2 separate regions of the Homo sapiens genome follow, and region 2 is linked to region 1. The links are chromatin loops, found by intact Hi-C in ENCODE. Cell type or tissue: Caco-2. All regions are shown on one strand. Each heading gives the region's core, and the rest is flanking DNA. Links, peaks and the distances in the headings are about the cores only.

Region 1 (5,371 bases), core at 256-5,255:
AGAGAGACCGTCTCTAAACAAACAAACAAACAAATAAATAAATACGAGTTGAATGGCATTTACATTTTTTTTTTTTTTTGAGACGGAGTCTCACTGTCGCCCAGGCTGGAGTGCAGTGGTGCGATCTCCGCTCACTGCAAGCTCCGCCTCCCAGGTTCACGCCATTCTCCTGCCTCAGCCTCCCGAGTAGCTGGGACTACAGGCGCCCGCCACCACGCCCGGCTAATTTTTGTATTTTTAGTAGAGACGGGGTTTCATCATGTTAGCCAGGATGGTCTCGAGCTCCTGACCTCATGATCCGCCCGCCTCAGCCTCCCAAAGTGCTGGGATTACAGGCGTGAGCCACTGCGCCTGGTCAGCATTTACATTTTTAATGGCTTTTACATTTTTTAATGTAGATATAATTTGCAAAACATAAAATTCACCATTTTAACATGGATAATTCAGGGGCTTTTAGTACATTTACAAGGCTGTACAACCATCACCAAGATCTAATTCCCAAAAAATAAAGGTTGATTTTCAAAGCCTATTTAAAGAAAAATATTAACTGGCTCAAGCAATAGAAAATATATTAAAGAGCCAGCCACAATGGCATGTGCCTATAATCCCAGCCACTTAGGAAGGTGAGATGAGATCATCACTGAAGGCCCAGAGTTCAAGACTAGCCAACATAGCAAGACCCCATCTCTTAAAAGAAAAAAGAAAAGAAAATACATTGATTTTGGCCAGGTGTGGTGGCTCACGCCTGTAATCCCAGCACTTTGGGAGGCCGAGGCGGGAGAATCACTTCAGGTCAGGAGTTCAAGACCAGCCTGGCCAACATGGGCGAAACCCCGTCTCTACTAAAAATACAAAATTAGCTGGGTGTGGTGGTGCATGCCTGTCATCCCAGCTACTCGGGAGGCTGAGGCACGAGAATCGCTTGAACCCAGGAAGCAGTGGTTGCAGTGAGCCAAGATCGTGCCATTGCACTCCAGCCTGGGCGACAGAGTAACACTTTGTCTCAAAATAAATAAATAAATAATAAAAAATAAAAATAGAGACAGGGGTCTCACTGTGTTGGCCAGGCTGGTCCCAAACTCCTGGGCTTAAGCGATCCACCTCAGCCTCCCGAAATATGGGGATTACAGGAAAGAGCCACTGCGCCCAGACACTCCTTTTCCTGGGAAGATAAAAAGTTTTGCAGCTTCCCTTGGAAACTGGAAACCGTGGCAGCCTCCCAGGGCTATAATAAGGCCACAGCCAGTGAACAGGTTAAAAATAAAAGATCCCCGCCCAGGGGCACTTGGGGATGGCATTTGTGAGCCCAGGCAAACCCCAGGGCTGCAGCGAGACACTCTTGGGGGAGGGGACTGGAGAAGAGCCTGCTGTGTGGCCTCAGGCTGGCATCTGCCCCCTCTGGGCTCCAATTGGGCTGGAAACAACATTAGACAGTGATTTCCAAAGATCCCACACCTGCGCACCCCTGACGATTAACTCTGGCTTTAATTTGTCTCTGAGGGGCCTTTCTGGCTCATCCTAGTCCCGGCCTTGCAGTCTCATTGTGTGACTTTGCAAAGCGACACTACCTCTCTGTGCCTCAGTTTCTCCATCTGCACAATGGGGCAAAGAAAGCCCTGGTGACCTGCCGATGGGGATAGGTATTTGGCTGTCATTATTGTTGCAATGTATTATTTATCTATTTATTTATTTTTATTTTTATTTTTATTTTTTGAGACGGAGTCTCGCTCTGTTGCCCAGGCTGGAGTGCAGTGGCGCGATCTCAGCTCACTGCAACCTCTGCCTCCTGGGTTCAAGTCATTCTCCTGCCTCAGCCTCCCGAGTAACTGGGACTACAGGCACCCGCCACCACACCTGGCTGATTTTTTGTGTTTTTAGTAGAGACGGGTTTTCACCGTGTTAGTCAGGGTGGTCTGGATCTCCTGACCTCATGATCCGCCCGCCTCGGCCTCCCAAAGTGCTGGAATTACAGGCGTGAGCCACCATGTCCGGCCTATTTATTTATTTTTGAGGTGGAGTCTTGCTCTGTCACCCAGGCTGGAGTGCAGTGGTGACATCTCGGCTCACTGCAATCTCCACCTCCCGGGTTCAAGTGATTCTCCTGCCTCAGCCTCCCGAATAGCTGGGACTACAGGTGCCTGCCACCACGCCTGGCTAATTTTTGTATTTTTAGTTGAGATGGGGTTTCACCATGTTGGCCAGGCTGGTCTTGAACTCCTGACCTCAGGTGATCCACCCACCTCGACCTCCCAAACTGCTGGGATTACAGGCGTGAGCCACCGCACCAGGCCTATTATTGCAATTTACAGAGGGACGAGGGGGCTGTTGGCATGGCTGGGGACTGGGCACTTTTCAGGGAGCCCCCTTTGGGCTCTCTCTTTGGAGCAGGCCCGGGAAAGAGGGACCGTCCCCTCCTCAGCCGGGGTCGGGAGAGGCTGGAACCGCTGTCCGATGGTGCCCTCTGGTGACACTGTTGGCTCATTGCGGCACCTTCTGGGTCCCCACAGATAGTTCATGCGCCCCCTGCCTCCAGGCTTGGGGGACACAAGGCCTGCACCACGGTGGGCCACACTGGCTCCCCTCGGTCCCTCGGAGGGTCCACGCTCCCTCCTACCCCTCAGGGTTGTTACCTGTGCCATGCCCTCCACCTGGAGTGCCCTTTCCTTCCTGGGGGCTGCAGAGAGCTCTGAGCACTACTGGTGGGTTCAGGTCCCTGTCCCCGGGTCCCCACCCCCTATTACTTCTGCATCCCCATCACACCCAGGGCAAGCCCACACGAGACCACCCATTCCTGTGTCTGCCTCCCCTTGGAGCTGTGAGCCCTATGAGGGCAGCAACGGGATCCGTCCCAGAAAACAGCGTTCACTCGATCTGAAGCCATCCCAGGCATACAGTAGATGCTCAATACACACTGCTCAACGAGGGAATGAACGGATAATGGGGGGAATGAACAAAATACACCGGCTAGCAGGAAGCGAACGTGGAATCGAGAAACGGAAAAACTGACTTGAGGCCAGGCGCAGAGGCTCATGCCTGCAGTCCCAACACTGGAAGGCCAAGGCGGGAGGATTGCTTGAGCCCAGGAGTTCGAGACCAGCCTGGGCAACATGGTGAAACTCCATCTCTACAAAAAATGTAGGGCCGGGCACAGTGGCTCACGCCTGTATTCCCAGCACTTTGGGAAGATGAGGCAGGTGAATCATTTGAGGTCAGGAGTTCGAGACCAGCCTAGCCAACATGGTGAAATACCGTCTCTACTGAAAATACAAAAAAATTAGCTGCGTGTGGTGGCACATGCCTGTAATCCCAGTTACTCAGGAGGCTGAGATGGGAGGATTGCTTGAGCCTGGGAGGTCCAGGCCGCAGTGAGCTGTGATCGCACCACTGCACTTCAGCCTGAGCAACAGTGAGACCCTGTCTCAAAAAAAAAAAAAAAGCAGCTGGGCATGGTGGTGCATGTTTGTAATCCCAGCACTTTGCGAGCCTGAGGCTGAGCTGGACAGATTACTTGAACCCAGGAGTTTGAAACCAGCCTGGGCAACACAGCAAAACCCCATCTTTACAAAAATTACCTGGGTGTGATGGTGTGCACCTGTGGTCCCAGCTACGCAGGAGGCTGAGGTGGGAGGATTGCTTGGCCTGGAAGTGTTGAGGCTGCAGTGAGCTGTGATCAGACCACTGCATTCCAGCCTGGGTGACAGAGTGGGACCTTGTTTCAAAAATAAATAAATAAATAAATTAATTAATTAATTAATTAATTTTTAAAAAGACTTGGGCATCCACCGGGTGTGGTGGCTCACACCTGTCATCCCAGCACTTTGGGAGGCCGAGGCGGGTAGATCATTTGAGGTCAGGAGCTCGAGACCAGCCTGACCAACACAGTGAAACACTGTCTCTACTAAAAATACAAAATTAGCTGGGCATGGTGGCGTGTGCCTGTAATCCCAGCTACTTGGGAGGCTGAGGCAGGAGAATCACTTGAACCCGGGAGGCAGAGGTTGCAGTGAGCCGAGATAGCACCACTACACTCCAGCCTGGGCAACAAGAGTGAAACTCCATCTCAAAAAAAAAAAAAAAAAAAAAAGACTTGGGGATCAATTCAAATTCAAACATTTATTGAGCATCTGCTATAGACCATACCTTGGGATCCCACAATAAAGCCCACGGACAGGCAGACCATAGACATGTGGGCCATGAATAAGTTGATTGTATTTGTCTCAAACTCCAAAGTGCTGTGGAAAGATGAAGCCTATTCAGGGGATCTGGTGGGTTCTGTTTTGAATGAATTATATTATATTATATTATATTATATTATATTATATTATATTAATTTTTATTTTTTTGAGACAGGGTCTTGCTCTGTCACCCAGGCTGGAATGCGGTGGTATGATCTCGGCTCACTGCAACCTCTGCCTCCCAGGTTCAAGCAATCCTCCTGCCTCAGCCTCCTGAGTAGCTGGGATTACAGGCGTGAGCCACAGTGCCCGGCCAATTTTATTTAATTTTTTAATTTTTTTTTTTTACAGGTACCACCAGGCCCAGCTAATTTTTTGTATTTTTGTTAGAGATGGAGTTTCACCATGTTGGCCAGGTTGGTCTTGAACTCCTGACCTCAAGGCATCCCCCTGCCTCGGTTTCCCAAAGTGCTGGGATGACAGACGTGAGCCACCATGTCCAGCCTTGAATGAATTTTAAATGAGGAGCACGCATGGAGAGGGTGAGGCCTTTGATACCACAGGGAATCAAGAGACAGCATCCCGCTCTGTCGCCCAGGCTGGAGTGCAGTGGCGTGATTGATCATAGCTCACTGCAGCCTCGAACTCCTGGGCTCAAACGACCCTCCCACCTCAGCCTCTGGAGCAGCTGGGACAACAGGTGCCCACCACCAGCTCAGCCAGACGGTGATGTTTGAGCAAAGATCTGAAGCAAGTGATGAGGGAGCCATGTAGGTACCTGGGGGAAGGGCATTCCAGGCTGAAGTCACAGCCTGTGCAAAGGCCCTGAGGCAGGACCGCACCCAACATGTTATAGGAACAACGGGAAGGCTCACATGGCTGGAGCAGAGTGACAAAGGCCAGAGGTCAAGGCAGATGTAAAACTGACCCTGGATTTAACAACACAAGATCACCAAGGACCTTGAGCAGAGCAGTTTCTTTTTATTCTTTTTATTTTATATTTTATTGTATTTTTTTGAGACAGAATCTCGCTCTGTCGCCCAGGCTGCAGTGTAATGGTGAGATCTCGGCTCACTCCAACCTCTGCCTCCCAGGTTCAAGCGATTCTTCTGCCTCAGCCTCCTTAGTAGCTGGGATTACAGGAGTGAGCCACAGTGCCCGGCCAATTTTATTTTATTATTTATTTATTTATTTAT
Region 2 (5,371 bases), core at 70-5,069, 240 kb before region 1:
GAGGCCAAGGCAGGCGGATCACGAGGTCAGGAGATAGAGACCATCCTGGCTAACACGGTGAAACCCCGTCTCTACTAAAAACACACAAAAAAATTAGCTGGGCGTGGTGGCAGGTGCCTATAGTCCTAGCTACTCGGGAGGCTGAGGCAGGAGAATGGCATTAACCCGAGAGGCAGAGCTTGCAGTGAGCCGAGATCGCGCCACTGCACCCCATCCTGGGTGACACAGCGAGACTCTGTCTCAAAAAAACAACAACAACAAAACACCTAGCAAACACAAAGCACTTGCTAGGTGCCAGGCATTGTCATAAGTACTTAAATTAACTCATTTAATCTTCACAACACCCCCAAGGGGTGAGTGCTCTTTTTTTTTTTTTTTTTTTTTTTGGAGACAAGAGTCCTGCTCTTCGCCCAGGCTGGAGTGCAATGGCGTGATCTCGGCTCACTGCAACCTCAGCTTCCCGGGTTCAAGCAATTCTCCTGCCTCAGCCTCCCGAGTAGCTGGGATTACAGGCATGTACCACCACACCCAGCTAATTTTTGTATTTTTAGTAGAGATGGGGTTTCACCATGTTGCCTAGGCTGGTTTCGAACTCCTGGCCTCAAGTGACCCACCCTCCTCAGCCTCCCCAAGTGCTGGGATTACAGGCGTGAGCCACCGCACCTGGCCTGGTGAGTTCTCTTAATAGGCCCCTTATACAGACAGAGAAACTGAGGCACAGAAAGGTAAAGTCATTTGCCCGAAGTCAGGGATCAGCGGAGCCCACAGATCCTGCTCCATTTTACTTATTTTGATAATAACACACAACTGAACCCCAAATGTTTACTGCGGGGAGTCCAGGCCACTTCACAACGAACCCCATCTACTTAGCTTCAGTTTACCCCCTCGATCTGGGGTTACCCGACGCCTGTGCGCCTCCCCCTATCCCCAAGACCATCTGCTTCTCTCCGTGAAACTCGAGGAGCCTCTGCCAGCAGCCGCTCGGCGCCTGCCTGCTCAGAAGCGGCCCCAACACCTGCCACGCTGCGGCTGCCGGACACCTGGTCACAGGGAGCCACGGGGCTGGCGGGTGCGCCCCGTGGCGTGCGGGGTTCTCCGGGGCACCCGTGCACCCACATGTCTGCGTGCCCCAGGGGTTGGGGGGCTCCTGCCTGCAACCCTGGGGACTTGCATGTACTCTGTGGGGGCGCCTTGTTGGGGGAGAGGGGCCACAAAGCAACAGCTCCCTCCAGGAGGCCCCCAGCTGTCACTCCAGCTCTGCAAACATGAGCCCACTGTGCAGATGTGGAAACTGAAGCTCAGGAATGGAAACGTCCTCGGGGACCCCCTAGTTTAGCTCTTCTTCCTGGGAGCTCTGTCCTCTGGCGACCCCCATGCCCCACACTCGCCAGCCTCACTCCCAGCTTTCTGTCCCGCCTTGCACCCCCCTCAACCGCCAGCTCTCCGTCTCTCTTTTCCCTCGACTCACGCCCCTCTTGGGCGGCCTTGTACGCTCCTGGGTCCCGAAACCCCGTCTATATCCGATGACACCCACCGTCCTGACTGTAGCCAGGCCTCCCCCAGCTCCGGATTCGGGGTTCAACTTCCCCTCAGCCGCTCCAGGCACGGGGCTCATGAAGTCTCACCCTCAGCCATACGGGGCACGACCCCAGAACCGCGCCGCCCTAGCTACTGTCACCCCGTCATGGGCCTGAATTTCCTGGGGGAACTCTCCCCCAACCTTCTCTCCTCCAGGCCAGCGCGTCTGGGCTGTTCTTGGCCCCTGAGGCTTCGGTGTAAGTTTTAGGATCCGGTTGTGAGTTCCAAGACAAACAACAGATAAAACAAAAACCCTAATGGGGTTCTCGCTGGAGTGGCACTGAGGCTACCGATCCAATCGGGGTCAACGGATGGTCGATGTCCCCCGACCCGGCCCCACTTCTGCGTCCTCCGTCTCAGCTGATGGCTTAGGACACAACTGGAGCTCATCCTGACTTCCCCGCCACACCCCATTCCACCAGCCTCACAGCCAGCATTAGCCACTCCTGCGGCCTCTGCCTTCGAGTTTACGCAGAACTCTCACCGCTTCCCGTCCATGCCGTGGCCACTCACATCCCCGCCTGCCTGGCCCAGCTCAGCCCAGCCCAGTCCCCTCCGCCCTGATCCCCAGGCTGTCCTTCCCGAAACAGCCACCAGAGGACGCCTCTGAGCACATGAGTCAGGTCCCGTCTCTCCTCTGCCCTTACCCCTCCATGGCTCCCACCTGCCTCGGGGTCAAAGCCGGGGTCTTCCCTGCAGCCCACAAGGCCCTGTACAACCTGCCCCATGCCCTGTCTACCCTCTCCTCCTCCCTCTCTCCCACTCATCACTTGGCTCCAGCCACAAGGGCCTCCTTGCTGTTCCTCCAACAGGCCAGGCATGGTCCTGCCCTAGGGCCTTACCCCAGGCTGTGCCCTCTGCTTTGGGAGTTCCCCCAGATACACACGCAACTCACTTCCTCACTTCAGGTCATCTAAGAGAGGCTCCCCTTGGACCTTCCTGGAACCCAGACGCCTCTGCCCTCCCCACTTTATGCCCTCCTCTCCTCCCCCATCACACGCAGGCCCGTGTGCTGCTGGGAGTGTGGGTCTGGGAACAGCTGTGTGGGCACCACTGTCAGAAATGCAGAATCCCAGGACCAGGCCCGCTCACCCAGGCCTGCACCTGATCAAGATCCTGCAGGGATCCACGTGCATCACAAACTCTGAGAGGTGCAGCTTCATGCGTGGATTCCCCAAATAAAATAATCACCTGGGGCCGGGCACGGTGGCTCACGCCTGTAATCCCAGCACTTTGGGAGGCCAAGGTGGGAGGATCACTTGAGCTCAGGTGTTTGAGACCAGCCTGGACAACATAGAAATACCCCATCTCTACAAAAAATGCAAAAATTAGCTGGGCGTGGTGATGTGTGCCTGTGGTCCCAGCTACTTGGGAGGCTGAGGTGGGAGGATCGCTTGAGCCCAGGAGGTGGAGGCCGCAGTGAGCTGCGATTGCCCCACTGCACTCTGAGTGACACGGCAAGGCCCTGTCTCAAATAAAATAAAATTAAAATAATTGCTTGTTGGGGCCGGGCATGGTGACTCACGCCTGTAATCCCAGCACTTTGGAAGGCTGAGGTGGGTGGATCACCTGGGGTCGGGAGTTCAAGACCAACCTGGCCAACATGATGAAACCCCTTCTCTACTAAAAATAAAAATATTAGCCAGGCGTGGTGGTGCATGCCTGTAATCCCAGGCTACTCGGGAGACTGAGGCAGGAGAATCACTTGAACCCAGGAGGCGGAGGTTGCAGTGAGCAGAGATTGCGCCATTGCCTGGGCAACAGAGTGAGACTCTGTCAAAAAAAAAAAAAAAAAAACCCCAGTGAACCAGGGGCACCATCGACAAGCCATCCTGCCCCGCCCTGCTCAGCCCAATCTCACTGGCTGGTTGGGGAAACTGAGGCCCGGACAGAAAACATCGGCAGCTGAAGAAGTCCCAGAAGAAGAGCTTTGGCTCCAGAACTGCACAGCCCAGGTTCAAACCCCGGCTCTGCCTCAGCTGTTTGACCGCAGACAGTCACTTCCCTTCTCCAGGCTTCAGTTTCCCCATCTCTGTACACTGTGGGTGATTTAAAATTCAACCCTAAAGCACCTCCATGAGGAAGAAAGAATGTAATCTGAACCAATGTGCGGCAGGTGAAATATGTTTTTTTCTACATTTTTTTGTTTCCTGATAGCTGGTCTGTAGCTAAAATTCTTTTTTTTTTTTGAGATGGAGTCTCACTCTTTTTGTCCAGGCTGGAGTGCAGTGGTGCGATCTTGACTCACTGCAACCTCCACCTCCCGGGTTCAAGCGATTCTCCTGCCTCAGCCTCCCAAGTAGCTGGGACTACAGGCACCCGCCACCATGACTGGCTAAATTTTTTCGTCTTTTTAATAGAGAGAAAGTTTCACCATGTTTGGCCAGTCTGGTCTTGAACTTCTGACCTCAGGTGATCCGCCTGCCTCAGCCTCCCAAAGTGTTGGGATGACAGGCGTGAGCCACCGTGCCTGGCCCTTTTTTTTTTTTTTTCTTTTTTGCCTGAGCAGGGAAGTTTTACTTTCAATCTACCTTGAATCCTTCTTACTTCCAGAAGCTGGCTTGGTCCCTGGCTCTGTCCCAGGGGTAATTCCTAGCCTGGGTATTGAGCTGTCCTTCAAGGGCAATGCCCACTCTCCTCTCTGACCCCGGCACCACCAACAAGCCATCCCTTTACTGCATATCCCAAGCTCAGCTCTGACCCTGCCACTCCCCTGCTCAAAGGCCTACCATGGCTCCCCAGTGCCCCACAGAAGAAGAACCAATTTTGTTTGTTTGTTTGTTTTGAGATGGAGTCTCACTCTGTCGCCCAGGCTGGAGTGCAGTGGCACGATCTTGGCTCACTGCAAGCTCCGCCTTCTGGGTTCACGCCAATCTCCTGCCTCAGCCTCCCGAGTAGCTGGGACTACAGGCGCCCGCCATCGCGCCCAGCTAATTTTTTGTATTTTTAGTAGAGACGGGGTTTCACCATGGTCTCGATCTCCTGACCTCGTGATCCGCCTGCCTCGGCCTCCCAAAGTGCTGGGATTACAGGCCTGAGCCACCGCGCCCGGCCTAGAACCAATTTTTTTTATACCTCAGTGTTCAAGGACACCTCCCACCCTGGGAATAACTTGAAGCTTCTTCTTGCCCTCACCTACTATCAGGCATTTCCAGCCCCTCCCTGCAGACCTTGGCTCAGGCTGTCCCCTCTGCTGGGGAACCTTTTTAGCCTCCTCAAGGTCCAGCTGCCCTCCCAACCAGCCAGACATAGTAACCTCACGCTCTGTCCTCCAAGCCCTACAGCTGACTCCTGCTTACCAGTCAAGGCCATGCATGCGTGTCCCCGACTCCAGGAAGCCTTCTCTGACTGCCCTGGCTGGGCCTCAGTTTCCCTGGGTTCCCCCAGCCACAACTACCCTGCCCTCATCTTCGCTCAACCGCCAACTTGGAAGCAACTGCATCCAGCTCTGGCGCCCTGTACCCCAAATTGGAAGTCACTTACTTACTCATTGGATTAATAATTATTTGGCACCAGCTGTATACCAGACACATGTGTTCAGGCATGGGGACACAGCTGTGACCGAGACAGCTACAAAGCCCTACCCTTATGGGGCTCCCAGTCCCGTGGGGAGACGGGGGTACACTACACACGTTAACCAATATCGGAACTCGATAGCTTCTGACAATAATAAGCACGACCATAAAAACATGAGGAATGATTAGAGGAGGGGACATTTGAGCTGAGGCCTGAAGGTCGAAGGGGAGACCTCGTGACAAGGTGAGGAAGGTGCTCCAAGGGGAAGGAACTGCAG

The links. A loop is a pair of places that touch in the nucleus more often than their neighbours do. Peaks named below come from ENCODE experiments on the same cell type or tissue, not always from the same donor. Only the 100,000 strongest peaks of a DNase experiment are listed, where the experiment ranks them.
Region 2: a loop joins it to region 1, with 10 times the contacts of the local background. A loop is called at or near these places in 14 of 110 quality-filtered maps.

Annotation. Positions count from the first base shown.
Region 1 is chr19:4,801,600-4,806,970 of GRCh38, forward strand. No RefSeq gene overlaps it. Among named protein-coding and RNA genes, the nearest start is that of FEM1A, 13 kb to the left of the region's middle. RefSeq lists a silencer at 2,735-2,896. In Caco-2, for the core only: a CTCF peak has its summit at 2,498 (motif pointing left); a DNase peak (open chromatin) is centred at 2,472.
Region 2 is chr19:4,565,560-4,570,930 of GRCh38, forward strand. No RefSeq gene overlaps it. Among named protein-coding and RNA genes, the nearest start is that of SEMA6B, 8.6 kb to the left of the region's middle. RefSeq lists enhancers at 1,998-2,498, 2,018-2,312 and a silencer at 2,018-2,312. In Caco-2, for the core only: a CTCF peak has its summit at 2,178 (motif pointing right); a DNase peak (open chromatin) is centred at 2,162.